2 separate regions of the Homo sapiens genome follow, and region 1 is linked to region 2. Evidence: read pairs that join two places in POLR2A ChIA-PET (ENCODE). Cell type or tissue: MCF 10A. All regions are shown on one strand. Each heading gives the region's core, and the rest is flanking DNA. Links, peaks and the distances in the headings are about the cores only.

The links. Peaks named below come from ENCODE experiments on the same cell type or tissue, not always from the same donor. Only the 100,000 strongest peaks of a DNase experiment are listed, where the experiment ranks them.
Region 1: POLR2A ChIA-PET joins it to region 2 with 10 read pairs; 12 of 35 experiments call an interaction of 5 or more read pairs at or near these places.

What each region holds. Positions count from the first base shown.
Region 1 is chr7:30,300,576-30,303,496 of GRCh38, forward strand. The region is part of intron 1 of ZNRF2 (zinc and ring finger 2); the gene reads left to right. Among named protein-coding and RNA genes, the nearest start is that of MIR550B1, 12 kb to the left of the region's middle. In MCF 10A, for the core only: no CTCF peak of the experiment used is centred there; a DNase peak (open chromatin) is centred at 1,366.
Region 2 is chr7:30,351,558-30,354,478 of GRCh38, forward strand. The region is part of intron 2 of ZNRF2 (zinc and ring finger 2); the gene reads left to right. Among named protein-coding and RNA genes, the nearest start is that of LINC01176, 38 kb to the right of the region's middle. In MCF 10A, for the core only: a CTCF peak has its summit at 806 (motif pointing left); no DNase peak of the experiment used is centred there.

The sequences.
Region 1 (2,921 bases), core at 215-2,714, 51 kb before region 2:
GATTAGCAGTTTTTGGATGATATTAAGTGTTTTAAATAGGATTCACTACAGCAAAGTGGGATATAGTGGTTGATTCATTTGCAAATTCCAAATCCCCAGGAAAAGGAGAACGTTCAGAGAGCTTTATTTTTAGGATCATTGTTTCCAAATTTGGGAGAAATTTCACTGTCCAAGGAATACAGAGAAATGGTTGAATGAAAATTGTGAGTTGGGAATTTATTATGTTTTGTTATAGGCTGAATCTTTAAATATTAGGTAGACAATGGCTAGATATATGTAGTTTTCTTTCTGCTTATATGTTTCTTTTTTGTTTTCATATTTAAGCCCAGGATGTATAAATGAATCAAACAATTTAACTGTAATCCACAATTACAGCTGGGGCTAAAAAAATTTCAGCCTTGTGCAAGAGGAGCCTGGGGAGTTCTTATAGTTGTTACAACAATCAGACCGTACTGTCTTAAATAAGGACTCTGCATTTATCAAAGATGAGAGCAGTCTGCTGCTCTGCTCTTACAGCCTTTCTTATCAAGTGGCCTGGATTGAGAAAAACAACTGGAATGACAGAACCTCATCCTGGATTCCTTTAGTATCCATGGGAAGAGAGTGTTTTTAAAGCTAGGAAAGGGGCCAGGTGCCGTGGCTCAAGCCTGTAATCCTACCACTTTGGGAGGCAGAGGTGGGCGGATCACTTGAGGTCAGGAGCTCGGGACCAGCCTGGCCAACATGGTGAAACCCCTTCTCTACTAAAATTATAAAAATCAGCTGGGTGTGGTGGCACACACCTGTAATCCCAGCTACTTGGGAGGCTGAGGCAGGAGAATCGCTTAAACCCGGGTGGTGGAGGTTGCAGTGAGCCAAGATCACGCCACTGCACTCCATCCTGGGCAACAGAGTGAGACTGGGTCTCAAAATAGATAAATAAATAAAAGCTAGAAAAGGGACTTAAATTACTAAAAGCAATCTGGGGCATGGTTCGCTGCATTCACTTTTGATACATTAAATATTTTTGGAAGAGGCACTGGGCATGGTACTCTGAGGTCAGTCAAACTAGCTTTAGAACCTTCATCTTTTGCTTTCTTGGGCTTTACTTTCCAAAATGGACTACAGGATAATGAGGCTTTTTTTAAAAAAAAAAAAAAAAAAAAAAACTTATCTTTGTCTTAGATTTGAATATACTAGAGCGGGCAAAAATCCCATTATAACAATCTCCGAAAAGGTAATTAAATGTATAATATAAGAACAGACAATTAGGTCAGTAGCCTGGAGCAGGGTCCTCTTGTAGGCTAGTGCACTGAAAAGAACTGTGATGAGACGTGGACAGGAGCATGCTGCTGCTTGTTCAGGGAAGGAGGCTGCTTCACTGTTGCCACAGGGGTGGTGAACCAGTTCTGTCCGCTTCACTCCCTGGTGTTCGCAAGGCAGTTTTCGGAATCAGAAACTCTAGAGGAATTTGAGAACACTGATACGCTTACTTCACAGAAAACTGAAGTCTGTTGAGGACCAAATTGTCTGGCATGCCTTTGACATTCCTGCTTTTGCTCTGTGTCCATGTACTTAATATTTTAAAGAGCTCTTACTTTTTAAAAATTACTGTATGTAGCAAGGACTAGAGAAAAGTGCTCCTCATTCTATATGTGAATATATGATAGTGGTCTGTAAACCCAAGCTGCACATGGCTTAAATGTTCTTTTGTATTTTCGCTGGCTTAAAATTGAGCATAGAGGAAACTGGAAATGTTCTCTAATATCATGCATAGTCTCTGTATCTTATTTTTCTTTGTTTACTTATTCATTTAGTCAAAAAATAATTCAGCGCATGTTGCAATAGGTTAGGGAGGCTTTCTGGTCATAGGAAGATGACCAGAAGGATGAAGAAAAACCTCCGTCTTTAAGAAATGTATAGTCTCTAGTGTCCATCCATCAGGGCCTTGGAAACAAATGATTATGATATAAATTAAAGTACTATGTTTTTTTTTTTTGGTAATTTTGTTACCAAATTAGTGTATATATGTACATAAAAAAGACAAGGTAATATCCATACACTAAAAATTGGTTATCTCGGACTAGTAGAAATATTGCTGTTGTTTTATTCTTGTATATTGCCATTTATTTTCTATGGTAACACATGTATTTTTTAAACAGAAAAGAACTGGTGGCGGTATCATCATCACTGCTACTCTTTAATTGCTCCTTCTCCCATGCTACCACTACTAATGCTTTCAGAGCTCAAATTCATACTCCAGTCTATCTGACTCCAGGTGTGTGCCGTTAACTGTCAGGGCCCACAGAGCAAAATGCACTCTGGACAGCATCAATGAAAGTTTATCCTGTAGAATACTGGTCTCATAAGATTCTCCTGGAAGGAAGACTTCAGTAACGGAGCAAGTTTGTAACCTATTAAAGTTCTGTAATAAAGAAGTCTAAGGCTGGTTGTGGTGGCTCATGCCTGTAATCCTAACACTTTGGGAAGCTGAGGCGAGTGGATAGCTTGACCCCAGGAGTTCGAAACCAGCCTGGGCAACATGGAAAAACCCCGTCTCTACCAAAAATAGAAAACAATTATCCGGGCGTGGTAGTGCGCACCTGTAGTCCCAGCTAATCAGGAGGCTGAGGTGGGAGGATCACTCAACTTGGCTTCAGCTCACACCACTGCACTCCAGCTTGGGCGATGGAAATGAGATCCTGTCTCAAAAAAAAAAAAAAGAAAAAGAAAAAGAAAACTAGTTAACTCATTTTAATTCAGTATCTCCCGAATTAATTTTATAGTAATTTGACCCCTTTTTAAAATCATTAATTTTTTAGATGTTTTATGGCTCAAACAAACTTTTGGTGGGCCTGAGAATCACCCAGAGGGCTGGGCTCCACTCCAAGTTTCTGATTGAGTAGTTTTGGGGTGAAGAATGAGAATTTGCATTTCTAACA
Region 2 (2,921 bases), core at 96-2,595:
AGTCCAGTTGCTTTGGTATTTACGTTGCTTTAAAGTGAAATTGTTTCTTGTAGCAGAATTCATGAAGTAGGAAAAATGCCAAGGACTTAGTCTAAATTTGAATCCTGACCTCAGGACTTAGTAGTTTAGTAACTTCTGGTAAGTTACTTTACTTCTTTGAGCCTCAGTTTCCTTATGTGTAAAATGAAGGTAACAATAGTTACTTCATAGGATTAACATGTGACTTAAATATGTCAAAAGCACATTAAAAAGTACACGTTTTTAATCCTTTTAAAATATAGAATGAAGCCAAAACATAAATTAATTAGACAGTGTCATATGCTTGGAGTTGTTCCCAGCCTGGCAGTTATAATAGGCGCCTAAGTTCCTGGTCTTCATGGAGTTATTTGATGACATTGTTCAGGTTTGAAACAAGTGGAATACCAAGATGGAGAGAAAAAGAAATAGGAAGATGACTGACTTTGTTTTTGGAGAGGTGCATGAAGTACTATCTGATAATAACTAACATTTTGTATAGTGTTTTTTTATAACTTATAAAGTTTTTTCACACAATTCTTTAAAATTTCATCTCTAATATTTTGAGTACTTTTAACAGAAGAATAAAAGGAAACTTGAGGTTGACGAACATTTTTGTTCGTGAGAATGGAAATTCATATTAAGTTTTCAACTTTAAATCTTAGGCTCTTTCTACTTAAACAAGCTATTCTTTGATAGCAGTCGCATTTGTGAGGCAGGCATATATTTCAGAATCTCCAGGGGTGGGACTCAGGTACATATAATTTTTTGGTATATGTTGAAAATGCACCCATTGAAGTGATTCTAGTGCCCACTTCTGGTTAAAAATCGTAATCATTGCTCTTTTCCAGTCTTTTAACTTTTCTTTTCCTGTAATCAGTACATCTAAATTAATGCATAGATTACATGAATAAGACAAGGCATTAAACTGATAAGCAATGCGCTCATTTAACTTTTACTACTCTAGATGTTGAGGTATGAGCAATAACACTTTTTAAAAAGCAACATGTTTAGTTCCCTGTTGACAATCTCTTGTGTCTCCATTGATCATAGCTTGTGGAGGAGGAATCCAGACTAGCCAACTATGGTAGTTAAATCTGTGAGTGTTCCCTTCTCTGCTTCTTTAATGAGTTTTGGCTAGTTAGTAGTCTACCCCAAGATATTCCAGTTCTGAAGTGTTGACTCCTTAATCCCTGTGGGTGTTATCTTCATAAATGTTTTCAACTGATCTTTAGATTTTTAATCTTTTCCCAACTGTCTTGAAGATGCTTTAGTATCCTGGGTTTAGTGGTATTTCCAGGTCCTGTTTTTAAGTATGAATGTATCACATTACTAACAAGTCTTTCACAATTGTGAAATGTAGTTACCTATGTGAAGGCAAAAGCTCAAAACTTTCCTCTGAATGAAAGTGTCATTATAGGGGTGAGAGAGGGGACTACTCTAGCAAACCCCCAGGTAGGCAAAAATTAATCACATTCCACAGTGAATTTTCAAAACTGAAAATATTTTTAAACATACAAAGACACATTCTAGTGGAAACAAGACTTTAAAATGTGAAAATTAAGCATTTGCTATGTGAAGCTGTAATCATGAGGTTTTGAAGTCAGAGTGAACTATCTTCTAACTCAGAGTTGCTTATCAAAATGCAACTGATCAGTGGCTACAATATGTTAACATTAGCTTTTAATTTTCTGAGCAGAGATTATGTCACTAGAAGCTATTTTTAGTGGATATTAGGCTGTTTCTGCACTGAAATCAGTGTGTTCGGGATGTTTTTGTATACAGGTATACTTTTCTTGAACAGAAAATACAATTCTGAAGTACAGTTCTGATTATTTTTTATTGCTAGGGTTTAAGGGAGCTTATTTTTTAAATGACTTTAACCCAGCATTCTGAATTACACTAAAAAGATTGTTTAAACTTAGTACCTGCAAAGCATCTGAGGGATAAGTCTCGCCCCTGTCAATTTTAAAATAGCATTGTGTTCTTAAAATATGTATCATTCTGTTAATTATAGGCAGGTTGGATTTGTCTTTGTTGTACTATAAATTTTCTTATAAATAGGATAAAATGTAGACCTTTTAAAATATTCTCATCTCAAAGACTTTGAAGAGCTCTGAAAATGAGATGCGTCTAAAATCGATGTTGCATCATAGTTTGGTGGAAGCATTTTTTTTTTACTTGGTGGTATATAAAGCTAATGGTGCATATTATGACCATTGATGTTTTAGGTTTGATAAAAAGTGGTGGTTAACTTTTTGAAGGTGGTTGTGAAACTTACACTCACATAATTCTTTGATAAGAATGGTATACCTTTGTGATGAAAAAATACGTAAGTGGTGAGAATATACCATATTACTTGGAATTATAGACCTTTACCAGGTTTTTTTAGTGTCTCCTTTAGATCCTTTTTCTTTTTGTTCTCACTGCTATCAGTTAGATGCTTCACGTTAAACTTGTTCCCTATCTGAATCTCCTATTGAAAGATACTAGAACAATAAGAGAAAAATGGAGATCAAGAGAATGAGAAAAGGCATGGGGTGCAGGATGGGGTAGGAGTAGTGGGTAGGATCTCTAGGGCCAAGAGAAAAAAAAATGGGGAAAGGGAGGGCACTTCAGGGAAGTGGTAATAACATTTTCCGTTTATCCAGCTTTGCTTGTCCAGAAATCTTTACCTGCTTAAGTTTCTGACTGTAATATATTAGCTTGTGAGCTGCCCAGTAGTTAGCTCAAATCACTCCTAACGTATTCAGTCCATTCAGCTGATATAAACCCTTCTTGCTGAGGCCTTTGCTTATTCTGCAGAAGGTGCCCTGTTACCTCCTCCAGCATTCTGAGTAAATCATCTCCTGGTATCTTCTCTTATGTAGACCAAATAGAGTCTGTGTTCCTTCTTAATGTGCAGT